6 separate regions of the Homo sapiens genome follow, and all the other regions are linked to region 2. Evidence: chromatin contacts called from ENCODE Hi-C or POLR2A ChIA-PET data. All regions are on one chromosome and are shown on one strand. Each heading gives the region's core, a stretch centred on a gene start or an enhancer-like site at or near the end of the contact. The rest is flanking DNA. Distances are from core to core; before and after follow the strand shown. Region 1 holds the start of UBE2V1 (ubiquitin conjugating enzyme E2 V1). Region 2 holds the start of ZFAS1 (ZNFX1 antisense RNA 1). Region 3 overlaps PREX1 (phosphatidylinositol-3,4,5-trisphosphate dependent Rac exchange factor 1). Region 4 overlaps PREX1 (phosphatidylinositol-3,4,5-trisphosphate dependent Rac exchange factor 1). Region 5 holds the start of PEDS1 (plasmanylethanolamine desaturase 1). Region 6 holds the start of SNAI1 (snail family transcriptional repressor 1).

Region 1 (4,789 bases), core at 90-2,589, 830 kb before region 2:
CCACTGAAGGCTTTAGCTGGAGGGTGTTTTGAGCAGATGTTGGTCTATATGGAGAATGGGCCATAGGGGAGAGAATGGAAGCTGCTGGGGTCTTCCAAGTGGGAGATAAAGGCAGCTTGCCCTGAGTGGAGAAGTGAACGGAGTGGAGAGATGCAGAGTAGGCACTGCTATCAGACAAAGGTGATGAATTGGATGTGCTGGGTGAGGGCTTCCAGCTTCCTTGTCCCTCTATGTTTAGAGTCCTGGTCCTTCTGCCAGTATTTTGCTCTGTGACCTTAAGCCAGTCCCTTCACCTCTCTCAGCCTCAGTGTCTACATCCATATAAGGGCTTCTCAGACAATTTATAATAAAGGAGGAGTACCTTCTTGGGTTTATTTATTTGCAAAAATATTTCCCAAGGGCCTTTGCACAAGCTGTTCCCTCTACCTCCTCATTGTTACGGTCTCTGCTGAAATATGACCACCTTAGGAGGCCCTTCCTGACCATCCTCTGCTGCTCTTGTCTTGGTTTATCTCTACCCTATCAGAATTATAGTTTCCTGTTTATTTACTTGCTGTCTACGACTAGAATGTAAGTCCCTGAAAGCAGGGATTTGCTTCTTCAGAGATGTCTATCCATCCCCAGCGCCTAGCACAGTGTCTGGTACATAGTAGGTGCTTAATGTTTGTTTGTTTGGTTGAATGAATGAATGAACGAATGAATGAATGAATGAATGAATGAATTGGGTAGATGGTTAGCAAATGCTTTCCCTGCCACCTTAATGCCCCTAAATCATTTAGCTGCACCCACTCCAAGCCTTCTCTGGCCGGGGAGCATCAATCCTAGGAGCCAGATCATCTGACCTGGAGGGTGATGATTCAAAAAATTTGAACCTGGAGGTTAAAATTCTGCCTGTCTCTGCCACTTAACAGCTGAGTTTAGATAAATCGCTTGATCTCTCTCGGCTGCATTTTTCACATTAATTCTGACCTTGCGGAGATGTGGTGAGGATCTAGATAGGAACTAGACAGGAAAAAGCCCCAAGCGAATTCGGCGCTTTTGTTTGAAGCTATATTTTCTTTTTCTTTCACAATCGCGCCTTCCCAAGCCTAGTCACCCCTGCCCTTCTCACTAAGCACATCACAACCTCCCTCGCACCCGATGTGTGGGGACTTGCAGGTTGCTGGGCCCTCGAGCACGCAGATATTTCCTTTCTCTAAAAGGGAAGGAAAAGAGCCTTCCAGGCCACGGGTCGTGCAGGTCTCCGGGGCGGGCGTCAGCGGCGGCGTATGTGCGTGCGCGCGCGCCTGCGCATCAGGGCCGGGGGACGGGTAAGGGGGGGGTGAAGAAGGGGCCGGCCTTCAAGCAAGAGCGACGCAAGATGGCAGCCACCACGGGCTCGGGTGAGCGGGGGCGCCGGGCCCGGCCGGCCGAGGGGGCATGGGCTTGGGCCGGGGGCCGGGGACCCTCAAAGCCTCCTGCAGCGGAGCCAGGGTCCCCGCGCCGCCTCTGTCTGCTGGGCTCCGCGGCAGCCACCGGCGCGGCCTGACCGGGGGAGGAGGAGCAGGCGGTGGCCGGAAGCACGGGCGGGGGGCTGAGGGGCCTGTGGGCGGCGCGGCGAGGCCCTGAGGCTCCCCCGGGAGGCGTGAGGGCCCTCTGTGCTGTCTGGGGGAGCCGGAGTGGGCGAGGAGCGAGCTCCGAGGCACTCCTGAGGATACCGGGGCTGGCGACTCTTAAGGGGCGATCTAGAGGTCCCCTAGAGGAGGCGCCCCACAGCGGATGGAAGTCCCATACTGGGTGCCAGGGGTGCGGCTGAGAGGGGCCTTGGGATGTCTGGAGGGGACATCAGAGAAGCCCTTCAGGCTGGATGGAAGAAACGGGATCCTGAGGGGGTGACTTGAGAGGATCCCCTATCGGTTGAGGGAACGGCTCCGGCGTTAGTTTTAGAGATGGGGTTAGCTGAGGAAATAGCTATGTTGACTAGAAAGGAGGAGCCTTGGAGCAGCTGCTTTTGGGGAGAATGAAGGGGGTCTCCGCATGATAAGTGAGAGGAGGGAAAAGGATTCAGATGCCAGAGGGACCTAATAGCGGTGATAGTGAAATGACCCCATCATTACCAGTCTCCTGTTCGAGGATACAGATGGATTGCTTCAAGTTAGGTTTCAGGGGACAAGGTCCGAGTGGGGCAGTTGGTGGAAGCCTCTGATATTGGATGAGGGAGAACAGATGAATTGGGAGCCCCGAGGATGTCTCTTTGGGAGTGGGGATTCAACTGAGGGAAGCCCCTGAAATGAGGGAGTGGAAAAGGTCGGGTTCCGGAGATGTTTCCTGTAAAGGAGAAAAGTCTCCTCTTTTTGAATTGAGTGAGGGAAGCATATCCTAGAAGTGTCTCTTCTGTGGAGACGCTCACTCTCATCGACTCCTTTAATAATTGGGACAGATATGTGGGTTCAGCTCAGAAGTTCCCCACTGGCTGATGGGAGTAGGGAGGTGAATAGATGAAATGGGAACTCTTGGGTGAGGCTGCACCCTCAGGTGCCTGGCAGTGAAGTTGGCCAAGGAGGTTCTCTCAGATGGGGTGAAAATGGGTTACCTCTCTGATGGAGGAAGCAAACAGGGCCACAGTGTTCCCCACTGTGGGGCTGCAGGGACACCAGCCTGAGTACAGCAATCATTGGCATATTTAAGGCCACAGCAGCGGCAGTGTTGGGAAGGAATTGGTGATCCATGGGAAATAGGGTGAGGGGAATTCTTTATAAATGTTGCTACTCTGCGGTCTCAAGGAGCCATACTTGCCTGATGGTTGGGGTGGGAATAAAAGAAATTGAATGTGGGGGATCTGACTGAAGTGACCCACCACAAGCTGCTGCCTTTTGAGTTTAAAACAGTGGGGTCTTCTTGCAGAATAGCGGAGACCATGAATCCTTTTACTCGATTTTGGTTTCAGCTGGAACAGTGCTGAGTCAATTCATTTACCATGACGCTGCCCCAGGCACTCCCAGAAGAGAGATTCTGAGTCAGGCCAGACTGCTGGGTAAAACTTCTCACCAGAATAACACTCCTACCGGGTCGTAATAAACGAAGGGGCCCAGTGTGCTGGTGGTAGCCAGCAATAAGGTGCTGTTGCAGCTCAGCCCTGCTTGCAGTCACTCGGTTGGCTACCTACAATCTGGGTTAACAGCTGCCCGGTTCTAACTTCTCCAGACCCTGACAGTTAAAAAGTGAGTGCTTCATAAATGGCTATGGTGATCAGATAAAATGTCAGCTGCTGTCTAGTGGAATACAAGAGCACTTGGCATGGTTTAGATAACATAGGACAGGCTTTGAGGTGCCCTAAAATGGACTTCCCAAAATTCTTTTGTCTGTTTATTCAACAGATATTTACTGAGGGCCTATTATGTCCCATCGTGGATAGCAAACAAAATGGACATAGTCTGTATCCTTCGGGAGCTTCCATTCAAGTCAGGGAGAGAAGGCTGTTAAGGAGTAAATAAGACAATTTCAGATAGCAGTAAGTGCTATGGAGGAAATTGTGTGATGTGATAGTGTCTGGAGAGGTGGTCAGGAAAGTGACATTTCAGCTGAGTCAAATAATGGAAAGAGCTAACCCTACAGTGTCACAGGCAGGAGAGAGAGTGGGCTGTTAGTGCAAAGGCCCTGTGGTGGGACTCTGCTTGGCATGTTGAAATAACAGGATAAAAGGCCTTCATGTGCAAGCAAGGCTTGTTAAGGAGATGAGTTGGAGAGACATGGCTTTGGATTTGAGATGGTATGAGGGGAAGCCATCAAACAAGTGTCTGGTATGAAGTAGGCATTCAGTAAATATTTGTTGAATGAATGAATAAGAGTCTTAAAAAGAGGAGTATGATAAGATCTGACCTTCGTCCCTAGGCAGTGAAAAGAGTGCAGGGTGCTAAGAGTAAAGCAGACCTTACTTGGGGTAAACTAAAATGAGTGTACAGGCCTCTCTGCTTTCTAACCCTGAGAAGTCTTCCAGGTGTGGTCAGGGCCCAGAGGCCTTCCTTAGTCAGGTTTAGAGTGAGGCTCTTGATTAATCTGTGCCTCCGGTTGCCAGGAAACAGCTGTGAAGCCTTTGAGTTCCTGTAAGGGCTGAACTTAGTTTTTTATGGTCACTGCTTTCAGCATTTGGCTACACCACCTTCCCACTTCCTTTGGTTCTGCAATGTGTGATATCTACATATGTCTTAGAGGGTGGAACTGTGAAAAGCCCACCACAGATCCTCAGAATCCCCATGTTATGACGGGTGACTTCCTCCTGCCTTGGCCAGGATTGCAGCACATCAAATAGTGGCCCTTGGTTGCCAGGCCCTTCCTCTCACTCAGCAGCCCACGAGCTTCCCTGACATTTAATCAGAAAATGAGTGCCAGAGGGGTAAGCCCTGGTGGGGCATGATTTTAAATTTGCATACATCGGAGTGGCCTCATATGCACATTCAGCTTATAAAAACTTAACCATGTGGGCAGCAGAGATTAGTCTTCCCTTCCATTCAAGAGTCTTCCCCAGAGAGAGCTGGAAATGGATGAAAACTCACAGTCCCTTAGTTCTTCTCAGTTCCTGTATGTCTCACTGTGTGAGCATCTTATGCCAATTGTAATTAAGTGCCTTTTGTACAACATGGGCCCTACATTCAAAGAACAGCTTCATATTGTGCTCAGCCAAAGAAATAGCAGCCTGCTCCAGTGATGGAGGGGAAACTGGCTTTGTTGGGCTAGTGCAAGCTTTTTTTTTTTTTTTTTTTTTGAGACGGAGTTTCGCCCTGTCACCTGGCTGGAGTGCAGTGGCGTGATC
Region 2 (4,875 bases), core at 622-3,121:
CATTTTAACACAAGTTACCACAAGTTACCTGACAAAAGAACAATCTGGAACAATAAGCTTCACATGTGTTCCCATGAAGCCCAGACTTTGTAAACGCCTCACTCCTGGACTCTAGCAAAAATATTAGTTATGTAGTCGGGCACTGGTTTGAGTGGCTAGTTCAACAGAAAAACACATTTGGCTTTCCAAAATATGTCAATAAATCATCCCTCCACTTGGAAATTTAAGCGCCCCAACACACAGGAAGAATGGAATCCAAAAATATGTTTAAGTGGCATTAAAATGTTAAACGCCTCTTCACTAACAAGGTTCTTTCACTTCAGGCATTTCTCTTAAACCTGTTTCTTCACCAGAAACCTAGTTCCAATATTTGAACTGTGAGAATAAAACATTCAGAACATGTTTTTCTTTTTTTTTTTTTTTTGAGACGGAGTCTGGCTCTGTTGCCCCGACTGTAGGGCAGTGGCGCAATCTCAACTCACTACAACCTCCGCCGCCCGGGTTCGGGCAATTCTCCTGCCTCAGCCTTGTGAGTTGCTGGGATTACAGGCGCGTACCACCACGCCCAGCTAATTTCTGTATTTTTAATAGAGTCAGGGTTTCACCATGTTGGCCAGGCTGGTCTCCAAATCTTGACCTCAGGTGACCCATCTGCCTTGGCCTCCCCAAGTGCTGGGGTTACAGGCGTCAGCCACAGCGCCCGGCCGTCAGAACACTTTTTTAAATACCTAATAAATGCTCGATAGAAAGTGCTTTGTTAAATCCCACGTTTTCCTAGAAAACTAAAGCTTCTCAAAGCACGTGTTTTCTACAGTAGACCCATAGGAGACAAAGACTTACTCGTCAGGAGATCGAAGGTTGTAGATGTCTGCACGTGGCTTCCTTGGAGGTCCAGTGGTGACTCCCTCTTCCAAAATCCATTCTGTACCCGCTGGCTGCTCTAACCTGTGAACCAACAAATAAAGGGCGTTAACCGCCATCTTCCCACGGTCAGAAACGAACAAGGCCGGGCCTTTTGAGGCCGATGTATCAGAACTAACTGGCAAAATATAAGACGTCAGCATTGTCGATCTGATGGGGAAAAAAGTGAAGTCATCATTTACACCAGCCAAGGGCTTCTCAGGCCCGTGCAGAAGGCAGTGGCTTTTCCAGCTCCAGAAACTCATTTCTCCCACGCCCTTAAGGCCTATTTGGGGTCAGAGACGGAGAAGCCACGAGAAGGAGATTAGGGCTGGCCGCAGAGACGACGGCACAAAGAAGGGAAGGGAGGACCAGAGGTCTCCAACGAAGAACATGGAGTTTCCACTCACCACACACAAAACGGGAACTTACGGGCAGGACAATAGCGTATGAAGCCTGACTGCAACTAGGAGAAGTACCACACTCCGGGCACCGCAGACGCGAAAGAACGAATGGCTTCCTGAACCTCCCTTATATAACCAAAGATGGCTTTCGCACCTGCGCACTGGACCCGAAACGCTCTCTTTCCCGCCCGCTCCGCGCGCGTCGCTCTGGGAAATGTAGTCTCGAGCAGCACAGCCCGAGGCGCTCTAGTAGTTGTCCAGGCCGCGTCTAGCCCCGCCCCCTTCCCTCTACACGCCGGGCCACCCGGGCTTGTCCGCTTCCTCGCCATGTCGCGCTTCACACGCACCAAACCGCTCGACGGGTTCCCCTTCCTCTGGGGCCGGCTGAGGCCCGCAAAGGCCTTGGGCGCAGTCATCTCCCGCCCCCCGCGGTCCGCTCCCCTCAGCCGCGCCCGCCTGAGCCCGCCGGCTCCGCCGCCGGGGGGAGCTGAGGTGACGCCCTCCTCGAGGGCGGAGGCGCCGGCCGTGCCTGGGCCAGGCCCTCGTGCTCTCCACCCTGGGCCCCCGCCTCCTCCTTCTCCTCCTCTGGGCCGCCCGCCCGGCTCCGCCCAGGGTCTGCGGGGAACGGAAACCGAAAGTGCGCGGCGCCGGGCGGGGCCACCGACCTGCCTGGGCCGAAGCCCCAGCACTCGCCGGCGGCAGTGAAAGGACGCGCCGGAGCCGGGTGAGTGGCCCCGCAACTGCCCCTGCCCCTGATTCTTCCTTGCCTCGCCGCGAACCCCGGCGCCCGCGCCGACCCGCCACTGCCTCTGCCCGTAAGACCTGTCACCCTCTCAAGCCCCCAACGCACCCGTCACCCGCTCAGAGCCCCTGGCCCCTCAGCGCCCCGTCGCCCCCTCAATCCCCAGACCCCCATCACCCACTCAGAGCCTTGTCACCTCTTTGGCCCCCAGCGGCATCAGCACCCACTCAGAGCGCCTCTCAGCGCCCCGTCTCCCCCTCAGACCCCAGACCTCCATCGCCTACTCAGCGCCCCGTCACCCACTCAGCCCCTGGCCCATCTCAGCGCCCCGTCGCCCCTTCGGCTCCCCTGTACTCTCTTTAGTGTCCCCATCCCCTCAGCTGGCCCGTCGCTCTCCCCAGCACCCCCGACACCGTCACCGCTTCTGCCCTCAGCACTTCGATCTCCTCTGCCCCTACCCCTGTCTGTGCCCTCCCTTCTGCCACTCGCACCCCCCTCATTCCTCCGGCCTCACCTCCTGTCACCTTATCAATCCCCCTCTTCTACAGAGCACCTCGGCACCCCCTTCAGCCTGCTCCCTGCCCCCACCCCGCCGCCTCCGTCCTCAGCAAGCACCCCCTGGTGCTCGCTACCACCCTCTCCCCAAGGCCCCCATAACCCCGCCACCTCACAGCCTTGGCGCTCCCTGACCCCATAACATTTCCATTAGGGACCGTGGGCTCCCTGGGTCAGGGATTCCCCAGGACCCTGGAGACTTCCCCCAAACCCAGCTCTGCCTCCGACCTCAGCCTCCTGCGTCCCACTCTGGTGATGACTAGCCCCTCTCATTCTGACTCCAGGCCAGCTTGATCATCACTGATTTTCTTCTTCGTGCCCTTTAGGCCTTGATTCCCCCCACCAAAAAAAAACACTTCAGTCTGTTTTCGATCCCAGCATTTCCTGTTCATGTCTACTCCTCCCTTCCTTCCCTTGCCTTTTTTTTAACATCTTTTTTTCTTTTCTTCCGTTTCTTTTAAATTTTCTGGAGTTTCTATTTTAGCATTTTTCAACAAGGGGAAGAAGGAATTTTCCCCTCGGAGAATTGAAAATAAACAAACAAACTCTAAATACTGAGCCTGCGCCAGGAGGGCTGGGTTTGATAAGATGAGGGAGGGGACTCACCAGAGATATTCCCAGGGGGAAGAAAAGAGACTCCTTTTTCAGATGAGGAAAAAAGCTGCCCCTCATATAATGCCAAATGTAGTCACAGTTTCCAATTATGAATATTTTAGAACTCAGTGAAGACAGTCTCAAAAATCCCTTTGCTGAGGACTCTGAGTCACCCACTCTTTCCTTAGCCCCAGCCCACACCATGTGTATGAGTTGGGTTGAGAAGCTCCCTTAAAGGGGCTTCCTCTTCCTCTTACAGGACCAGTGTCAAAAATCACCAAGGTAGAAGAATGAGGAGGAAGAAAGAATATCAGATTTCTAGCTGGTCCTGAGGAAACAGCACCTCGTAGTTGCCAAACCTCCTGGTTATTGAAACATGTAATTTCTTTCTCTTGATTCAGTAGAGCAGAGAGCTTAATCATTTGGCTCCATTCCAAAGAGTAGGCTAAGGGGATAACTGCTCACTAATTATTTATAAACTGTAGGGTACTGCAAGCTATTGGGTACTATATAAGTGGCAGATATGTAAATGCCAGATAAGGTGGTGAGCACATGGTTTTGGATTAACAAAAATGTACTCCTTTTTGTCCTGGCAACAATATTGTCTGCTTCTTAGGAAAGGAAAATGAAACCTAGCAACTGATTAAGTAACTTGGCTAAAGGCATAAACCAAACAGCAGTTTTGAATGGGAATTGATGACATTCCCTCTACCCCAAGAAAGTGCCAGGGTAAAAGAAAGGGGAATTCTATCTCTTGAAATCAGCTAAATTGTGAATTTAATATTTTATATCATAATTGGGCATTTGCAGAGTCGAGCACTTGTGCTCTAGATTAAAATCTGTATTTAACCCTTAGTTAACAAATCATTAAAATGTTAACAAAGGCAGAAGGACTGGCTTGATGGTGTTTGGGTTTTTGCTGCTAGATGCTATGTTTCGAGGACACTGATAACTCAACATGTGCAGTTTTCCAGATAACAGAAAGTAACGTGAAGGAATTCAGGTGACTCAGACATGGAGGAGAGAAGACCTCATCTGGATGCCAGGCCCAGGAATTCCCATACCAACCACAGAGGTAAGCAAGGTTTCCTACCTAATGAGAAGGAAATTCTAGTAATAAAAGAAGGAAATAGGGCTCTCTATAAATGAGCAGGCCTACCTAAGATTGTCTGCATCTCTCAAGTAAAGAATGACTATGGCTGGATGCAGTGGCTCAAGCCTATAATCCTAGCATTTTGGGAGCCTGAGGCGGGAGGATTGTTTACGCCCAGGGGATTGAGACCAGCCTGGGCAACATGGCAATAGGCTTTCTCTACAAAAAAATATATAAATTAGCCGGGCTTGGTGCTGCGTGCCTGTAGTCCCAGCTACTTAGGCTACTTGGGAGGCTGAAGTGGGAGGATCCCTTGAACCTCAGGAAGGGGTGGGTGTAGAAGGCAGAGGTTGCTCTGGACTGTGATCTGGCCTCTGCACTCCAGCCTGGGTGACAGAAAGACCTTGTCTCAAAAAAAAAAAGAATGAGTTATTTCTTAATTACTTCATGAATTACTCTGAAAAACAGCCAACCCTCCACTTTTCCTAAGAGAGCTGATGAATGGGTGCAGTTCACTTTAACAAAAACAGTGATAGAGTTTCAGAAAGGGAAATGACGTTTGGTGTAGAGCAGCATCCAATAGAAAC
Region 3 (4,434 bases), core at 1,249-3,748, 570 kb after region 2:
CCACTTTGGATATGGATTCCAGGGTTTTCAGTACCATAGTATGTCTCCTTTGAATGTGACTCTATTCTGATTTATTAGTACAGTCTGTTCAGTTCTGAATTGGGCAGGAGCCTTCTCACCTCCCTCCTTTCGCATGTTAGACCTTTGTTAGTATCGCTCAAGCTCTCGTTGGCTTTGAAGATACCCACATTTTATGCCTGTCTGAGACCAGCTGGGACACCTTCGAGTTTCCATATCTGTGCACTCCCTCTGAGACTGTGAAGCAGTAGGAACTTTTTCAAATAAGAGATGGAAAAACTAGCCCAAGCTGACTTACACAACATATATATGTAAAAAATAAATAGGCTCACATAACTGACAAGCCATGGATAGATGGCTTCAGGTATGGCTGGATCATGGTGTCTCAAGGGAATTGCCCAACTGCTTTCCTAAGCTGCTGCAGCATTTTATATTTTTACCAGCAATGTAGGAGGGCTCTATTTTTTTCATATCTCCACCAACAGTTGTTATTCATGTTTTGGATTATAGCTATTCCAGTAGATGTGAAGTGGTATCTCATTTTGGTTTTGTTTTGCATTTTCCCACATGATGTTGAACATCTTTTCATCTGCTTATTGGACATTTGTGTATCTTCTTTGGAGAAATGTCTGTTCAAGTCCTATGCCTGTTTTTTACTTGTATTATTTATCTTTTTGTTGTTAAGTTGTAAGGGTTCTTTACATATTCTGGGTACAAGTTCCTCATCAGATGTGTAATTGATACTATTTTCCTCATTAGGCAGATTGTCTTTTCCCTTCCTTTTAAATTTTATTTATTTTTTGGCTTTCACGTTGGGGTAGTGTCATTTGAAGCACAGAAGTTTTAAATTGTGGTGAAATTCACGTTATCTATTTTTTTTAAGTTGCTTGTGCATTTGGTCATATCTAAGAGCACTTCGCCTAACTTAAGGTCACAAGGGGTTTACTCCTGTGTTTTCTCTGACAGTTTTATAGTTTTAGTTCTTACATTTAGGTCTGTGATCCATTTTGAGTCCATTTTTGTGTGTGGCATGAGGAAGGGGCCAGCCTCATTTTGTTGCACATGGATATTCAGTTGCATCATTTGTTGAAAAGACAGTTCTTTTGTCCATTTAATTGCCTTGGCATCCTTGTGGAAAATTAACTGACCATAAATGTAAGGATTTATTTCTGGACTCTCAATTTTTTTTGATATGCATTGATTTTTACTTTTGATTTTCTTTTTTTTTTTTTTTTTTTATAGTTCTGGGATACATGTGCAGAATGTGCAGCTTTGTTACATATGTCTACATGTGCCATGGTGGTTTGCTGCACCTATCAACCTATCTCTCTCTCTCTTTTTTTTTTTTAAAAGAGATAATAGAGACAGGTTCGTTCTGTCACTCAGGCTGGAGTGCAGTGGCCCGATTATAACTCACTGTAACCTGGAGCTCCTGGGCCCAAGTGATCCTCCCACCTCAGCCTTCCAAAAGCTGGAACTACAGGTGCACATCACTGTGTCTGGCTAAGTTTTTAAAATTTTTTGGTAAAGATGGTGTCCTTCTGTGTTGCCCAGGCTGGTCTTGAACTGCTGGCCACCGCCTACAATTCTTTTCCATTGATCTCTAGGCCTATCTTTATACAGTACTATGTTGCCTCTTTTTTTATGATGGAGTCTCACTCTGTTGCCCAGGCTGGAGTGCAGGGGCTTAATCTTGGCTCACTGCAACCTCTGCCTCCCGGGTTCAAGCGATTCTCCTGCCTCAGCCTCCCAAGTAGCTGAGATTACAGGTGTGCACCACCATGCCTGGCTAATTTTTATATTTTTAGTAGAGATGGGGTTTTGCCATGTTGGCTAGGCTGGTCTTGAAGTCCTTACCTCAGGTGATCCGCCCGCCTTGGCTTCCCAAAGTGCTGGGATCACAGGCGTGAGCCACCATGCCTGGCTTGTGTTATTTCTTCTTTTTTCTTTTTTTTAAGATGGAGTCTTGCTCTGTCACCCAGGCTGGAGTGCAGTGGCGCAATCTTGGCTCACCGCAACCTTTGGCTCACTGCAACCTCCGCCTCCCAGGTTCAACTGATTCTCCTCCCTCAGCCTCCCAAGTAGCTGGGACTACAGGCACGTGCCGCCACGCCCGGCTAATTTTTGTATTTTTAATAGAGACGGGGTTTCACCATGCTGGCCAGGCTGGTCTCGAACTCCTGACCTCGTGATCTGCCTGCCTGGGCCTCCCAAAGTGTTGAGATTACAGGCGTGAGCCACTGTGGCCGTTACTTCTTGAGATCTTGAGGAGTGTGCCGGGAGAGGAAACAGCAAGTCCAAAGGCCTGGAGGCAGGAATGGGCCCTCATTTTTTGGAGCTCCACAGAGTGGAGCCAACATGCCCCGTGAACCAAGACACCAAAGCTAACACTTCCCCTGCGGTTTTGGTCCAGCTATGGGCCTGGCCAGGTCTTGCTTGGTTTCAATTCCCTACCCCTACCACTGACCTAGAGCAAGAATAGAGATAGAGGCGGACAGATAGAAAAGGGAAGCAGCCTTTTTTTCACTTTTACTAACTACTGGGTGTTGGCAGCCCCACAGGGAACCACTGGAGGAGGGTCACTGAGATTCCAACTTCCAGGGTTTGGGAGGAGCAGATATGGTGGCAGTGCCCATCAGAGGGGTGCCATGGACCCATCAGGTTTTAGCTTCAAGAATAAAAGTGGTGAGAGCTTCCTATTTGTTGGGGGAGGTGGGAAGAGGCCCAGGGCCTCAGGCTGGAGAATCACAGAATAGTGATTCAGAAATGTGAGCTCTGGAGCTGGACCGTGTAGCCGCTTAGCTGTCCGTGCCCTTGGGTAGGGGACCTTGCCTCTGTGTGAGCCTCAACTTTCTCATCTGTCAAGTGGGGATAGTAAAAGCACCTGCCTGCTAGGGCCATTGGGAGGCAAAGTAATTTCACTGATGGCCAAGCTTAACAGAGCCAGCAGAAGGAAGAACACAGTTTCATGGTGAATTTATCCCAAGTGCCACAACACGGTGGGGTCTTTTGTAATAGGATATGTTTTAGCTGCAGTGACATAGCTCTGAAACAAGAGTGGCTTAAACAACGTCTAAGCTTATTTCTGTCAAGGCAGTCCAGGGCAGCATGGTGGCTCCATGCTGACAGCACCAAGTTCTGCCAACCCTGAGGTGTGCCCCTCACCACCAGGGTTTCAGGTGCTCGCACCATGCCCACATTCCAGCCAAGGAAGAGGGAAAGGAGAAGGGAAACTGCACCCGGCACTTCTGCTCGCGCCCCATCCATGAGAACCTTGTGTCCAGGCAGACTGGGCGTGTGGCCTTTATTCCAGGTGCCCTCATGCTCAGCTAAGAATCAGTTCTGTTGCTTTTAACAAAGGGCCAGCAAACTTTTCCATTAAAGGATCAGATAGTAAATAGTTTAGGCCTTGGGGTCCATACAATCTGTCATTGTAGTGTAAAAGCAACCACTGACAATATATCAGTGAAATGAGGATACTTGGTTCCGACAAAACTTTTTTTTACAAAAACGGGTGATGGGTTGGACTCAGTCCTTGGACTGTCATTTGACCCCTGCTTTGGATGAAAGGGATGATGGGTAGAACCTGGGGCGGGGGTCTCACTAACTGGCAGCCTCTGTCCCTGCCCACCGGGAGCTGACTGGCCACATTCACTCCCTGGCCTCGGCTGGCCTCACAAAGGTCCAGATGCCAAAAACCACTTCAGGGAACCTGGGACTGGGGTAGCTTTGCAGGATCGAATGGAATTACTGAATATGGTCATAAGATCACGGTCTTATATTGTAACTTTGTGGACATGCCTACAAGCAGGCTGATGGCTTAGGGGAGTGTCTGCCGTCATCTGTGTACAACAGAGAGCCCAACATGGGGCCAGGTACACTGGAGCCTGGCTGAGTGGATACATGCATGCATGGAGTGAATGAGGCACAGAGCTTCTGTGCCACCCTCTGCTCTTGCCTGGACTTTGGCAGTAGCCATAACTGGTCTTCCCACTTTATATTCACTGCACATTCCATCCCGTGCATCCTCCTGTCAGCAGCCAGGGAGGTCCTTTAAAGGGTGAGAAGGTGGTGTCAGGCCTCTGCTCATACCCCCATCACCTCCCCATGGCTCTTGGGAGGAAACCCAAACACCCCACTGCGGCCTCATGTGATCTGGCCTTGGCATGCTTGTCTGAATCTGTGGTCCATCCCTCTCGCTCACTTGCTCTGCTGCAGCTCCGCTGGCCTCCCTGCTGCTTCTCGCTGCCTCAGGGCCTTTGCACGTGCTCTTCTCCTTCCTGGAGTGCTGTTCCTGCAGACGCAGTGTGGCCCGTGGCCTCACCTCATTCAAGCTTCGCTCGCAAGCCTGTCTTTCCAGAGAGACCTTCTCAGACCACGGCACTTCCCTCACTCATTGTCCCTTTAATTCTATAA
Region 4 (4,786 bases), core at 2,142-4,641, 540 kb after region 2:
ACTTAGCAAAAGTGGGAGAAAGGGTCCTCAAGGTGCACTGTCCAGTTTGCCAAAAGCCCTGGCCCCCCTCATTCCTTTGGCTTCTCTGTCTGAGCCCCAGAGGCTGTGGGGAAGTGGGTTTAACTCGCTTGTCAGTGAGGAGCCCTGGACCCTGAGGACACAGCGGGGCTATTCTCACCTCTCTCTTTCTGCAGGATTCCTGACTTGCTCAGAGATGCAGCGGAGGGCTGGGGGGCTGGGGACGGGGAGTTCAGTGTGCATGAAGCAACCTCTTTTCCGTGTCCTCTCTTCTGCTACCTGGGACCCTCCTCATGTAGCCTCATCAAACTAGGCACCTGGTGAAGGCTGCACTTACCATCAGAGTCATGACGTGTGGAGGGTGGATGTTTAGGCCTTTGTGGGAAGTTGTTCTGTGCTGGGGCCTTCCTGGCATCCTCCCTGGGCCTGGGAGATCAAGCATTTTAGAGCCCAGCTGCTCGACTTTGCATCCTAGCTCTGCTACTTCCTTGCTCTGGGATCCTGGGAGAATGACCTTACCTCTCTGTGCCTCAGTTTTCTCATCTGTAAAGTGGGTATCACAAAACTCACCTTCTAGGGTGGTTGAGAGAATGAATGACGTTGGTAGAACCTGGCACATAATAAGTGCTCAGGAATTGTTTCTCACTTGGGTAATGTGCGCATCTGTTCACGTGATCCAGCGCTTTCTGGCACCTCCCAGGCTTCTCTGGAGTGTGACTTTGTGCAGGGTGCCCAGACCTGGGATCACTGAGCCCCATTCCAGGCGATCTATCATGAGCCCCCCTGCACCTCAGCAGGGCTCCCGTCCTTCCAGCCTCACAAAGCTGCTGTGATGCCCGGGCACAAGGATGAATGTCGGAGGCTTTGACAGAGATGAAGTATTTTGGAGATTGGTTCTCCCCTGAGCCAACAGAGAGACCTGCTGGAAACATCAATCAGATCTCTTCAACCCCTCTCCCAGCACCCTCCAAAGGTTCCTGCCTCATTGGAATAAAATCCCCACAGCCCGCCAGGCCCTGTTCATTCCTCGGAACTTGCTCCCCTGGCTCTAGCCACACGGATCTCCTCGCTGTTCCAGAACATGGCAAGCCCATTCTCACCCCAGGCCGCTTCCTCTGCTGGACCAGTTCCCTCAGACATCCCTGCGGCTCTCTCCCTTCTTGCCTTGAAAGCTTTTTGGAAATGCCATCTTCTCCGCAAAGGCCTCCATGCCCTCCTGTTTAAGTTGCTGCACTCCTGCCCTTCCGCGCCCCTCCCCTACTCTGTCATTCTCAACAGAACAGTCCGCATCACCCTTTGACACATCGGATCTTTTGCCCCTTTTTGCTTATTGTCTGTCTCTCCCTAGAATATAAACAACATGAGGACAGGGACTCTGTCATGTTCACTGCTCTGTCTCTGCATCAGAAATAGTTCAGCCCCTTAGCCGGGCATGGTAATGTGCACCTGTAGTTCTAGGTACTTGAGAGGCTGAGGTGGGAGGATTGCTTGAGCCCAAGAGGTTGAGGCTGCAGTGAGTTGAGATCATGCCGCTGCACTCCAGCCTGGGTGACAGGGTGAGACATTGTCTGAAAACAAACAAAACAAAACAAAAAATAAAATAAAAAAAAAATCGAGCCCCAAGCTCACTTGCCCTCTGGACATGCAAGCAAACTGAGAGAAAGGTTAAGCTCAAGGTCACGACTGTGCCAGCCGCAGAAGTGGGCTTTAGGCCATCCTAAGGGCTAAGCCAGTGTTCTTCAGTTCAGCTCACACGCTAAGTTTGTAATTTTTGCTATATCTGAGTATTCTTTGTATTATTATTTGTTTAATGCTTTAAAAAATTGATTCACTTATCGTTTGAACCCGGGAGGCAGAGGTTGCAGTGAGTCGAGATTGTGCCACTGCACACCAGCCCCTGCAACAGTGTGAGACTCCGTCTCAAAAAAAAAAAAAATTGATTCACTTAACAAAACTTCAGTGAACTTATTTAAAAAGAGAAATTTGCATCATCATTGAAAATAGAAAATGAGTGCTATAAATAGAAGGTAATTGTCAAAATAAATGCAGTAGAAACCAAACGGTATTACCGCATTCTATCTAGAAACTCTTAACTACTTGAGCCTTTCAGCCTGAGGCTGCTTACATCACACCAGCTAAGACCCTCCTTGAGCTAACTGGACCTATTGAAAAAGGAGCCAGCGTTCTCAGTGTGTGATACAGTGTTTTTTAATTTAAAATCATCTTTTTAATTAAAAATTAAAATTATCACGCCTCTTCCTGCCTGCTCACGGAGGATAGGTTGAGTCAGTCTGTCTCAGGAGTTTTAAAGGCCACACCTCTGTAGGTTGGGTTTCTGGAAGCTGGCGATTTGCACACAGGTGGGCCCTTGGAAGCAGCTAAAGGAGAGGTTGCAGAGGCTCCACCCCAGCCACTGATAGTCCCATCTGGAAGGAACTCTGGAACTAGGATAGCTCTTCAGATTATGCACAATTGCAGCAAGTGGGCAAGGCCTTTGCACCCTTGTTGCCCAGTGGGCTGTCCTCAGGAGTGGGTGTACCGCCTCAGACAGGTGGCCCTCTTAGGCTGAAGGCAGCTCTAGGAGAGGGCCTTAGCTGAGGGTCATTGTCAGCCAGCACTCCCAGCACCTGGGGTAAGGGGTGTCTCTGTCTCTGTGACAGGCATTTGAGGAGTGCACCATGGCATCCACTGCAGCCCCAAAGGAAAGAGGTGCTGGGTCCACTCTCCTTCCCAGGCTTGTTTACTCCATTTACTCCCTGCTTGGAAACATTTTCCCATGGCCATGGCAGCATCTGGGCTGGTGAGATGCTAATCGGGAACAGAGCTCTTGCAGACAGGCTCTCCAGGAGAGGAAGGGGCCCTGGCCCACAGTCCAGCCCGCTAGTGTCACCTAACTGATCAGATGGGGGAAGAGTCCCTCACCCCCTTTCCCCAAAACCCAACCACTAACTACTGAGTTTATCATAAACTAGCACCGAGTGGACATTTTCTTTGTGCTGGGTTCTGTTCTCTGTGCCTTACAGATATGCATTCATTAAAACTTCACAACACTCTTTAAAGGTGGTTACTATTATTGTACCCATTTTACAGATGAGGAAACCAAGGCCCAGAGAGATTAAGTTATAGGGCAAGCTTACAGAGCTAGGAAGCATCAGAGCCAGGATTTGAGCTGACACAGTCAGGCTGTAGAGTCTGTGTTTTTTACTCTTATGTGATGAGGTCTCCTGAAATACATAGTAAGCATCTCCTGTGTGCCAGGCTCTGCACTAGACCCTGGGGATGCTGTACTAAGTAAGACAGACTTGCTCCGTGCTGCCACGCGGCTCGTAGGTGGGAGAAACAGAGGGTAATTTAACAAATGAGGTCATTTCAGATGCCAGTGCAGACTGTGAAGAACATAAAATGCAGATGTGGTAAAGAGTGACTCTGCCTGAGGTTGCTTTCAATCGGGAGGTCAGGGCCAGGGCTGCTAGATTTAGCAAATGAAAACAAAGGACACCCAGGGAAATTGGAATTTCAGGTAAACATCAAATAATTTTTTAGTGGAAACATGTCTTATGGAATATTTGAGACATACTTATACTAAAAAAAATATGTGTCTGAAATGAGCATTCACCTGGGCATCCTGGGGTTTATTTTATATCTGGCAACCCAAGGGTGGGATGGCCTTTCTGAGGGGTTGGAATGGGATGATCTTGGGGAGGGTGGTCTGGACCAAGGTGAGAAAGGGCAGAAGCCCTGAGCTGGGAGCAAGCTTAGCTCATTTGAGAGAAGAAGGGAGACTGGCGTGGCCAGAGCAGAGTGAGTGATAGAGAGAGTTTGAGGGTGTCATAGTGGGGGCAGGGCAGATCCTGTAGGGCTTTGCGTGCCGAGGTGAGGACTGTAGATCTTATTCTGAGTCAGTGAAAGCCATTGCAGGTTTTAAGCACGGGAGTAGTGTGGTCTGATTTCTGTTTTAACCCCCCTCTCCCCACAGCTGTATGGATGGGTAAATAATTTGGGGAGACTGTTGAGAAACTGAGACCTGATTCTCACTTCTCTCCTCCCCACTGGAGAATATGTCTGCATGGGCCAGCTCCTTCCCTCTTCTGGGTCTTAGTCTTGCTGGCTGTGAAATGAGTGGTTTGGAGCTGATGGTCTCTGTGGAGCCACTGTCACCTGGGTATTGTGGACAGCAGCTGCCACCTCTCACAATCCTTGAGCCTTTCCTGGGGGTGAGCTCCCCTCCCCTGGCTGTTTCCAGCCAGCAGCTGTCCCCTTCTCCCCCCAAACCCACAGCCACATGTTCCGTACCCACCACATCTGTGTATGCACAACTGTTTGTCCGTTTCTTCCTGGCAAAGCAATCAGAGCCCCATGTCGGGCCTCCAGGAGGAAATGGAACACTTGGACTCTGAGCTGTCAAGAGCAGCGTTTCCGTATTTGCAGGGTCTCAGGCCTGAGATGCAGCTGGGGTCAGGCTGGATGAAAGGACACAGGCGTGATTGAACTGGGCACGGTGCTGCAGAGGGGATGTTGTCCTTTGCTAAATTTAACTTCTCCAAGCCTCAAGCGTTGGGCCCCTGCCCTTCCCACAGGCTGAAGGAGAGGAAAACATTGCAGACCTTGTCGTAGAAGGGGGCTCAGGGGATGAGGAATGACAAACCAGTGGTGAGCTTGTTACCCCCTCTCCTGCACCTGTGGCAGACATTCCTAATCAATCACAGCATTCTGTCTCTAGGCTTCCTGTGGGGCCCCAGAATCCTCCTCACCAGTGTTCCAGCTGGCA
Region 5 (4,400 bases), core at 460-2,959, 880 kb before region 2:
TCCTATGTGATCTCACTGTATGGATTTTTTTTTTTTTTGAGACCAAGTCTCACTCTTGTCACCCAGGTTGGAGTGCAGTGGCGCCATCTCGGCTCACTGCAACCTCCACCTCCCAGGTTCAAGTGATTCTCCTGCCTCAGCCTTCCAAGTATCTGGGATAAGTAGCTTGCCTAATTTTTGTATTTTTAGTAGAGACAAGGTTTTACCATGTTGTCCAGGCTGGTCTCAAACTCCTGGCCTTAGGTGATCCACTGGCCTCGGCCTCCCAAAGTGCTGGGATTACAGGCCTGAGCCACCGCGTCCAGCCTGTATGGAATTTTTTTTTTTTTTTTTTGAGACGGAGTCTCCCTCTGTCGCCCAGGCTGGAGTGCAGTGGCGCGATCTCGGCTCACTGCAAGCTCCGCCTCCCGGGTTCACGCCATTCTCCTGTCTCAGCCTCCCGAGTAGCTGGGACTACAGGCGCCCGCCACCGCGCCCAGCTAATTTTTTGTATTTTTAGTAGAGACGGGGTTTCACCGTGTTAGCCAGGATGGTCTCGATCTCCTGACCTCATGATCCGCCCGCCTTGGCCTCCCAAAGTGCTGGGATTACCGGCGTGAGCCACCGCGCCCGGCTGCCTGTATGGAATTTCTATGAGAAATTATTGCATACTTTGTTGTCGGTTAGACCTGGGGTAAATCCCTGCTGCTGTCATTTATCTGCCGAAGTATTAGACGCATCTGGCTGAGCCTTAATTCATTCATCAAGCATTTATTGAGCTTCTACCATGTTCCAGCCCCGATCCTGGCACGGGGGCCCTGCTGTAAACAAAGCTGTTCTCTGCCCTCAGGAGCTTGCTCTCTGATAGGAGAGACAGGGACTGCAAGCTCAATCCCCACCAGAAGCGCTGTGAAGACAAAACAGGGTGATGTCACAGTGACTGGAGGAGGGGGCACCTTTGAGCAGGGTGGTGGTGGTGGGGCTCTCTGAGGAGGCAATACCATTGGTGTTTAAGAGTCAAATAAATGTTGCTCGTCTAGCTCTTGGTCCAGCACCTGACAGATATTAAGCGCTCAGCAAATCTCATAGTGACCCTAGTTGTCATTTTCATTAGTTTACTGTCCTCGCCACCGGGAGAACATGAGCTGGGGAGGATGCGGGGCAGGCTCGACGTTTCTCCTCTTTGGGCGCACAGCACAGAGCTGGCACACAGCTGATGAACACATGGCACCCGAAACCTCTGCACACAGTAGGGCTTGATAAACCAGCCCACTCTCCATCGGCCTCGCTAGGGAGCATCGTACAGAGCACCCGCCAAATGCTTCCTGGCCTCGGCCCCAGCCCGGCGCCCTGCCCTCGCGTTCCTTGCACACAGTGGGCGCTTAACGCTGCCGGCTCAAGAAATGCCCATTTCTGGGCCCTGCCTCGGCCCATTGCATGGGCCCGTGAACCGAAGCCTAGCTGGGCGGCGACGCGCCGCGAGCTCCCAGTGGGCTGGAGCCGGGAGCCCTGCCGGGGCTGAGCTGGGAAGGCGGGCACGCGCCTCCGCCCCAAGCTTCCGCGCCCAGCTGCGTCCAGCTGCGTCCCAGCCTCCGGCTCGCGGCGGTTGGCTGCGGCTCAGCGACGTCCGATTGGCCTGCGCGGCTCCGGCGCGAGCCCCGATTGGCTGTGACGCGCGGCCGGGCGAGGACCCCGCCCGCGCCGCCGCCGCGCCCGGCGCTGGGCGGTCATTGGGCGGCGTGATCTCGCCGCGGTTCCGCGGCCCTGCCGCCGCCGCCGCCAGCAGAGCGCACCGGGCCGATCGGGCGAGTGGCCATGGCGGGCGCCGAGAACTGGCCGGGCCAGCAGCTGGAGCTGGACGAGGACGAGGCGTCTTGTTGCCGCTGGGGCGCGCAGCACGCCGGGGCCCGCGAGCTGGCTGCGCTCTACTCGCCAGGTAAGACCTCTGGGCCCCCCTCCAGGCCTGCGGTCACCAGCCCCGGCTGCGGACAGCGACCCCAGACTGGAGTCCCAACCTCGGGCCCAGATGCGGAACTCCAGCCCGGGTGTCTAACTTGCAAATAGCAAGTTCGGGGACCCCACCCCAGTGTCCCTTCCGAACCCAAGCCAGAACCTTGGCCCCGGGGTTTCCTGGCTGCAGAGACACTCCCCAGATCAAGAAATTACCATGAGCTCCCTGGGCGACAAACGGAGCTCCCATCGGACCCGCAGATACGGAATCCTAGCCCCGGGGCATTCTCGGTTGTGAAGAGTGCTCCTAGACTTAGAACCCCACCCCCTCATCCCCCCAGGACCCGGTCCAAGCCCAAAGCTGCCCTTCAGCTGTAAGCACTGCCCTCAGGCCCCTAAAAGTCACACCTCATCCTGGGTTCCCCAGATCTGGAATCTACATCCTAGTACCTCCTCTGTGCCCTAGCCCAGGCCCTGGGCTGCAAACAATGACCTCACCTCCCTAACCTGGGAATGTCAGCCCCTCTGCCCAGGGAACCCTAACTCAGGGGCTTCCAGCTGCACGGTACCCCCCACACCCTTCCCCCAAAACCCCATCCTAGTGATAGCTTCAGTGGCTACAGACCGATATCCTCTCCCCAACCCTCCAGTGGTGAGCATCAGTCCTTGCCCCATATTCCTGGATCCCAGGCAGTGAGGGGACTGAATGTACCCCACTGTAAGCTCCCCTGTACATAAGCCCCAACTCTAGCTCTTGCCCCTCCCTCACATCCATGTATTGGCCCCTTCCTTAGGACTTGGGACTGGAACCCCCATATTCCCCAGACCAGATCATAAGTTGGAGTTCACCTCTCCCTCTCTGTCCCTTTCCCTCAGGCCACGGTTTCTCCCTAGCTTCTTCCTGCTTTGCTCACTGTATATGCTCCAGCAAGCACCCCCCCTACACCCACTTTTGTGACTCCTACGTGAGCCCTAGGAATTTTACTGTTTGGCCTCAGGAGGGCCCTATATCCCCAGGAGTTAAGGAAGTGCCTTTGAGAACTCCTGGTTCAGGTGACTGGGAGGCACCTCTACCTGGGTGTCACCATGGAATGAAGCTTTGTTTGTCAAATATCCTGACATCCTTCCTTTTTCTGTGGGGCAGCCACCAAGCACCACATGCAGCCCTTGCCTGGAGTGGGCCTGGGGTCACTAGCACCTTAGCTTTCTGCCCTCACTGGCCTGGGTTCCATGCCGTCTCTTCCTTAAAAGGCGGCATGGCCACGGACCATTTGCATTTCCTCACTGGGTCCTAGACCACTCCATTCTCTGTATGTGATTTTTCACACCTGACTTGGGCACCTGGTCCATGCCGCTATGGTTTCTTCAGGCCTATACCCAAGACACCCAGCCTATGGACTTAAAACCTCCTGCTCTCCTGGGGGTAGGCCAGGGTTAACATCCTGACTCTGTTATTCAGCTGTATGACCTGGTCCAAGCCACTTTCCGTCTCTGTTTCCCCTTGGTTTCCTTGCAAGTTAAAGTTTATCTGCCCCTTCGTGTTAGGAAGTGGAAATGAGATCGTCCACTGGCATTCAGTAGGCACTCCCTGTTGTTGTGTGGGTTTTTTTGTTGTTTTTTGTTTTGTTTTGTTTTATTTGTTTTGAGATGGAGTCTCACTCTGTTGCCCAGGCTGGAGTGCAGTGGCGTGATCTCGGCTCACTGCAAGCTCCTCCTCCCGGGTTCACGCCATTCTCCTGCCTCAGCCTCCTGAGTAGCTGGGACTACAGGCGCCCGCCACCATGCCCGGCTAATTTTCTGTATTTTCAGTAGAGATGGGGTTTCACTGTGTTAGCCAGGGTGGTCTCGATCTCTTGACCTTGTGATCCGCCCACCTCGGCCTCCCACAGTGCTGGGATTACAGGCGTGAGCCACTGTGCCTGGCGCCTCCCTGTTGTTAACAGTAGTCTGACCTTTGCTGTGGGGGATCCGCCTCACCTCTCTGGTCCTCAAACTCCCCACCTGGGAATTGGGGATAAGGATTCAAGGGCCTCCCTCTTTAGTGTCCAGCTCTGCCTGCTCCTGTGAACCCTACCTACTTTCAGACAGCCCAAATCATTCCCAGGCATTCTGAGCCTCCCCAGGGATTGCTGTTTCCCCACTCCACCACGATCAATTGCATATTTGTCCATTTCTGGTTTCCCCAAGTGCCCTTCACTCTCTGAAGAACAGCCATGCCTGAATCAGAGTCTGCAGACAGCCTGGTGCCCCAAATCTGCAATCAAGGCCCTTTATCTCCTCCAGACCTGGAGGTAGGGGAGGAGACTTGCCAAACTGGTTTCTCCAACTTCCTTTCCACTGGCCTCTCTGCTTCTATCTGCTCACTGTGTGATCTTGGGGAAGTATTTGACCTCTCTGGGCCTGAAAAAGTGAGAGACCAGGCTCAGTGCATATTGAACACCTATGTTCTAGTCCATGTTCTAGGCTCTGGG
Region 6 (4,821 bases), core at 1,943-4,442, 700 kb before region 2:
GAAGGGTAAGTTCACCCTTGTGAACTAAGGGCTGACTCTGGAGATCTGGAAAAGGGGCTGGAGTCCATTTGTAAGACCAGAGTTAGGACAGCACCTCCCTTCCCTTCCCAGGGCTGTTGGTGAAGTCCTGAGCACTACCCTCCTGTACAGTAAGTGCCCAAAGTGTGATGAGACCTGAACCCAAACAAAAGGGGAAGGAGACATTCTAGGACATGATGGGCTGGGGGCGGGGGCTGTGTGCACACGCAGGAGGCACAGACCCCCACTCCTTGGATCCCTCGCCCCCCAGACGCCTTCATGGTACTCCTGGCAAGTGTGAAATCGGCACCAGGCCGGCGGGGACAAAGGGCGCCGAGGGGGGCACTGTACATGCGATATCCCCGGATTAAAGGGGCCTGCCATGCAGTGGGCCAGCAGCTGTGACTGGAACAGGTGCTGGGCACCGCTGCCCCATGCACCTGCTCCACCCCTCCCAGCCCCCACCCACTGGGCCCACCATTAAGGCACACAATGGGAGTCAATGAGGACCGCAATGATACATTTCAAGGGGATTTCTGTGTCTCAGCCATGCCTTTACATTAAAATAATGTCCAGATGGGAGGTGAGAGAGGCAGGCAGGACTGCAGCACCCTGAGGGGTTCAACTGTCCCAAAATAGAGCCCTGTGAGCTGGGCAGGCACCCAGGAGGCCAGGCAGTTGGACCTTTACATGTTAAAATCAGAGCAATTGGTGCACGAAGGAAGAGAAATGGGTAGCCTTAGTCGAATAAGATGCCAATAAAGCCCGCGAATTGCCAGTCCTCCCAGACACCTCACTAACCCTCACCGCTCAGAGGTCAGGCGCCAGGCCAGGAAATGGCAGAACCTGGCCAGCTTGAACCCTGTGGAATCTTCTCCCTCAACTGTCACTCTCCAAAGAGCAGCTCCAGGCACAGTGGCTGCCACCATTCAAGTTCTAAAAAGTTCTACCTTTTCTCCATGTCCAGAAAGTTTTTTACACATTTAGTAAATTTTCAAAAGACGTGATTGTGTTTTCTGCCCCAAAGATGCCGTTTCCTGGTCTGTGTGCTAGGATTCAGTGGGGGTGGGGAAGCCGACCTGAGAACCGTTCGGGTATAATAAATTACTATAAAGTGATTAGCCACCTTTACAGCCACTCTCTAAAACATATGCTATCATAGTTTTCCCCTAAGGCTCAGAGAGGTTAAGTTGCTTGCCCAAAGTCACACAGCAAGGAAGCAGAGCAAATGCCAAGGAACCATTTTTGTGAGAGTTTAGCAGGTACCGGCACTTTGCCAGGTGCTTCCCATATGCATTCCTGCATTTAGCCTGTATAGAAACCCCAAAAGCTGTTCTCATGCCCATCTGAAAGATAGAGAAAATGAGGCTCACAGAAGAGAAACATCAGCCTAAGTTTTGAGAAAGTTCTCAAAGAAGGATTCAGAGCCAGGCGGGGGGTCTGACAACATCCTGTCTGGCTAGGGAGGGGGCGGACCCGGGAGAGGGTGTGGCCGGGTGGGCCCCTTCACACCTGGCCCCCACAGCAAGGTGTTGGTTGCACCTTTCCCATATCCAGCTCCGACCCATTTGGCTGAGAAACAGGCTGCAGGGGATTGGGAAGGTGTCTGCTTTGCCCATCTGCTTAGCTGATGAAGAAAGTTTCTGCCAAACGTTTCCAGAGAGCCAGGCCCTGGAACTTGAGCTAGAAGTTAGAAGACTCGGGGCCTCAGTGTCCACAGCTTTGGGAATGAGAACAGCAAGCCCAGATTCACAAAAGCTGCCAGAGAGAGCAACGGTGGGGGCGCCTGGAGGGGCACGTACCAGTGTGGGTCCGGACATGGCCTTGTAGCAGCCAGGGCCTAGAGAAGGCCTTCCCGCAGGTTCCGCAGACGCAGGGCAGCGTGTGGCTTCGGATGTGCATCTTGAGGGCACCCAGGCTGAGGTATTCCTTGTTGCAGTATTTGCAGTTGAAGGCCTTTCGAGCCTGGAGATCCTTGGCCTCAGAGAGCTGGGCCAGCTGCTTGGGCACTTGGCCCAAGCCTGGGAAGGCAGCATAGGCCTCGGCCTCCAAGGAAGAGACTGAAGTAGAGGAGAAGGACGAAGGAGCCGGTGAGGGTGGGCTGGGGGGCTGGGAGCCTTTCCCACTGTCCTCATCTGACAGGGAGGTCAGCTCTGCCACCCTGGGACTCTCCTGGAGCCGAAGGGAGGCCCAGGCAATTGGCTGGGCTTGGGGCGCCAGGACAGAGTCCCAGATGAGCATTGGCAGCGAGGCGGTGGGGTTGAGGATCTCCGGAGGTGGGATGGCTGCCAGCAGGTGGGCCTGGTCGTAGGGCTGCTGGAAGGTAAACTCTGAGGGAGAAAAAGCAGAGTCAGGCGTTAATTAAATCATTCACTCAATCAACAAACATGAGCCCACCGCTGGCCAGGGGCTGGGTGGGGCCGATTCTCAATACATAATTAGATCAAAAAAATTATCCACAGGACAGACCAGGTTCCTGCCCTCCTCGCCCAGGTCACCCAATCTGAGTCTCTCACACGTAGGACCCCCAGTTGAAGGAGGTCATTTCCTGATCTCCCTCTCCTAAGTCCCCAGTCTCCAGCCTGAGGCCAGAACCCCATCATCCCAGCCCCGGAGCCACCACCCTGCCCCAATCCCCCTCCTCACACACATCTCGTCTCCCCACCCCTCCCCTCAACCCTCTGGACTCCGGACTCTCCCCAGCAGCGTCCAGAGGGCCCTCCTGACACAGGCCTCCTCTCCTTCCCCTCTTGCGGAGCTCCTCCGCCTCTCGCCGGCTACAAAGGCCCCCCAAGCTGAAGACCCCTGCCCTCTACACGGCACTCCCCCAACCACCCAGACAGATCCCCGGAACTGGGGACCCACTTGCCCGGTCTCCCGAGCCCGCAATGGTCCACAAAACATCCTGTGACTCGATCCTGGCTCAGGCAGGCCGCCTCCCTCAGGTGCCCCCCACGCAGCCTTCGCCTGTCTCCCCCAAACCTCCTGGAGCCCAGAACCCCTCCAACGCACCTGGATTAGAGTCCTGCAGCTCGCTGTAGTTAGGCTTCCGATTGGGGTCGGAGGGCTTCCTGACGAGGAAAGAGCGCGGCATAGTGGTCGAGGCACTGGGGTCGCCGATTCGCGCAGCAGTAGCGCAGAAGAACCACTCGCTAGGCCGTGCCGCGGCGCAATGAATGCAGCAGCGCCGCCAACTCCCTTAAGTACTCCGGGGGGGTGGTGGGGGGTGGGAGGGGCGGGGCCTTATCTGCCACGCCCCTTTGTCACCTCCGCGCCAATCGGAGGCTCGTCTCCGCCGAAGGCCACTCCCCGAGCAGGTGCGCCGGCTGCTGGCCGGGCTCGCGCCGCGTGGCGGTGAGAGCCCGGGCGGGGACTCCTCCGAGGCGGGGTTCGCTGGCGCAGCGCGGGTCGTCCCCGGTGCTGGGGCTGTCCGGGGCGGGACGTCGAGCGAAGCGAGGCCTCTGCGAGGTGGGACCCCGGCAGGACGCCGCGCGCCCACCGGCTCAGCGCCCGGTGGTCTGAGCGCTTCTGACGCCCCCTGGCGCTGCGCGCCGGCCGGGACACCTGACCTTCCGACGCCCGCCCCCGCCTCGGGCTTGGGAGGGGGCGGAAATTTCCTCCGCCCGGCTGGCGCCTGGAGAGCGTGGCATTGACGAGGGAAACGCACATCACTGGGGAGGAAGCGAGGAAAGGGACACCGCACGTGGCTCTCGGCGGCTTGAAATGCCACGGCCTTTTTGCAAAGCAGCCTGGCCCAGCTAGCCAAGAGCACCCGTTCCTTCCCTTATCCAGTGTTTACGGAGCGCCCAGCACGTGTGGGGCACTGTACCTGGGGCCAGGGCACAGCCCCGGACAGAACACTCAGAGCCTCTCCCGAAGGGTAGCTTCTGGTCCAGTGAGGGAGACAGACGAAGTAAACAGATAATTACAATGCAAAGGGAAGTGTGCTTTGGTGGGGGAGAGACGGGACGCGGCGACCGTTAAGAGGCGGGTCACCTGACAGGGGGTCGGGGTGACTTCCCAGAGGAAGTGAAGAATTATCAAGGGAAAAGGCCCGAGGGAAGAAGTGGCAACTGCTTCAGAGTAACTCCTAGAGAGCAGCTTCCAGGGATGGGGTGGGATGGGCATGCCCGGAGGGGTCAGATGTGCTGGGCCCCAGGGCCTCGTAGGAGTTTGGACTTTGCCTCAAGGGCACTGGGGAGCCACCGAAGGATTTTCAGCTGAGGAGGGACCTGGTTAGAGTTTCGTTGAAAAAGATCCCTGTAGGCTGGCGGGAGAAAGAAGGCATGGGCCGGGCGTGTCTCCTCACCCCGTGAAGATCCTCGATCCTGTGTCTAAAGGCTGTAACACGGCTCCATAGGGGCCCTGACTGAATGCATGTGGGGTGGGCCCAAGTGAGGGGCAGCTGCACCCCCACCCCAGCTTCCCTGGGAGGCGTACCAGGCCCGGGGGTGGCTCTGAAATAAACCTCACAGGTCTCACCGTTCTTGTTTCCACCTGTGAAGGAAGACTATAAAAACCTATAAGCACCCCACACCACCACCACCACCAACCTGAAGGGCAGAACTACTGTCTGTTTAGTCACTTGGTGCCGGGTGTGACAGCCGTGAACAAAATCGTCCTCCCCTGGTTCTAGCTGGAGAGCGGGCAGTAGGGTGGGGGACAGAGGCAGTAAGCAGTCATTAAGCGGAATACTCCCCGTCCCGTGTCAATTTAGCTCCAATCAGGATCCTTTGCTTGAAGCCAAAGTGAGGCCAGATCACCCCCTCCTCTGCTCAAACCCTCCCATGCGCCTGTCTCAGA

The links. A loop is a pair of places that touch in the nucleus more often than their neighbours do. ChIA-PET counts read pairs that join two places held with the same protein, here RNA polymerase II (POLR2A). Pooled maps may share reads with other maps.
Region 1: a loop to region 2 is called in a map of CD8-positive, alpha-beta T cell, with 7 times the contacts of the local background. The contact joins the promoter of UBE2V1 here to the promoter of ZFAS1 in region 2. A Hi-C loop is called at or near these places in 3 of 168 maps with a recorded cell type or tissue (CD8-positive, alpha-beta T cell and OCI-LY7), 6 of 37 single-sample maps with no recorded cell type and 15 of 50 pooled maps. POLR2A ChIA-PET finds 5 or more read pairs at or near these places in 2 of 52 experiments (GM10248 and activated CD4-positive, alpha-beta T cell).
Region 3: a pooled map shows a loop between it and region 2 (4-fold over the local background). The contact joins the enhancer-like site here to the promoter of ZFAS1 in region 2. A Hi-C loop is called at or near these places in 4 of 37 single-sample maps with no recorded cell type and 5 of 50 pooled maps.
Region 4: a pooled map shows a loop between it and region 2 (25-fold over the local background). The contact joins the enhancer-like site here to the promoter of ZFAS1 in region 2. A Hi-C loop is called at or near these places in 7 of 37 single-sample maps with no recorded cell type and 4 of 50 pooled maps.
Region 5: a loop to region 2 is called in a pooled map, with 6 times the contacts of the local background. The contact joins the promoter of PEDS1 here to the promoter of ZFAS1 in region 2. A Hi-C loop is called at or near these places in 8 of 50 pooled maps. POLR2A ChIA-PET finds 5 or more read pairs at or near these places in 2 of 52 experiments (A673 and PC-9).
Region 6: a pooled map shows a loop between it and region 2 (5-fold over the local background). The contact joins the promoter of SNAI1 here to the promoter of ZFAS1 in region 2. A Hi-C loop is called at or near these places in 3 of 50 pooled maps. POLR2A ChIA-PET finds 5 or more read pairs at or near these places in 2 of 52 experiments (GM10248 and activated B cell).

What each region holds. Positions count from the first base shown.
Region 1 is chr20:50,109,700-50,114,488 of GRCh38, reverse strand. It overlaps UBE2V1 (ubiquitin conjugating enzyme E2 V1), which reads left to right and starts at 1,339. Exons shown (of 4, transcript NM_001032288.3): 1 at 1,339-1,382. The coding sequence starts at 1,361. All of the region lies in intron 5 of PEDS1-UBE2V1 (PEDS1-UBE2V1 readthrough), which reads left to right. RefSeq lists enhancers at 420-987, 992-1,101 and a silencer at 1,272-1,811.
Region 2 is chr20:49,275,174-49,280,048 of GRCh38, reverse strand. It overlaps ZFAS1 (ZNFX1 antisense RNA 1), which reads right to left and starts at 1,871. Exons shown (of 4, transcript NR_036658.2): 1 at 1,333-1,871; 2 at 841-945. ZNFX1 (zinc finger NFX1-type containing 1) reads left to right here and starts at 1,992. Exons shown (of 14, transcript NM_021035.3): 1 at 1,992-2,028; 2 at 4,162-4,270. The coding sequence starts at 4,210. It overlaps SNORD12C (small nucleolar RNA, C/D box 12C), which reads right to left and starts at 1,104; the gene lies at 1,026-1,104. RefSeq lists enhancers at 1,288-1,487, 1,363-1,657, 1,415-1,915, 1,916-2,416, 2,758-2,817 and silencers at 1,578-1,937, 1,988-2,217.
Region 3 is chr20:48,710,680-48,715,113 of GRCh38, reverse strand. The region is part of intron 5 of PREX1 (phosphatidylinositol-3,4,5-trisphosphate dependent Rac exchange factor 1); the gene reads left to right. Among named protein-coding and RNA genes, the nearest start is that of PREX1, 120 kb to the left of the region's middle. RefSeq lists enhancers at 2,122-2,171, 2,212-2,321. Within about 2 kb of position 2,498, at least 4 of the 41 ENCODE cell types and tissues checked have a DNase peak (open chromatin) inside an H3K27ac peak, as active enhancers do.
Region 4 is chr20:48,738,181-48,742,966 of GRCh38, reverse strand. All of the region lies in intron 3 of PREX1 (phosphatidylinositol-3,4,5-trisphosphate dependent Rac exchange factor 1), which reads left to right. Among named protein-coding and RNA genes, the nearest start is that of PREX1, 87 kb to the left of the region's middle. RefSeq lists an enhancer at 2,266-2,375. Within about 2 kb of position 3,391, at least 6 of the 41 ENCODE cell types and tissues checked have a DNase peak (open chromatin) inside an H3K27ac peak, as active enhancers do.
Region 5 is chr20:50,151,032-50,155,431 of GRCh38, reverse strand. PEDS1 (plasmanylethanolamine desaturase 1) reads left to right here and starts at 1,709. Exons shown (of 6, transcript NM_199129.4): 1 at 1,709-1,915. The coding sequence starts at 1,795. PEDS1-UBE2V1 (PEDS1-UBE2V1 readthrough) reads left to right here and starts at 1,709. Exons shown (of 8, transcript NM_199203.3): 1 at 1,709-1,915. The coding sequence starts at 1,795. RefSeq lists a silencer at 1,276-1,955.
Region 6 is chr20:49,981,351-49,986,171 of GRCh38, reverse strand. SNAI1 (snail family transcriptional repressor 1) reads right to left here and starts at 3,192. Exons shown (of 3, transcript NM_005985.4): 1 at 3,031-3,192; 2 at 1,821-2,348. The coding sequence starts at 3,112. RefSeq lists a silencer at 3,178-3,697 and an enhancer at 3,850-4,787.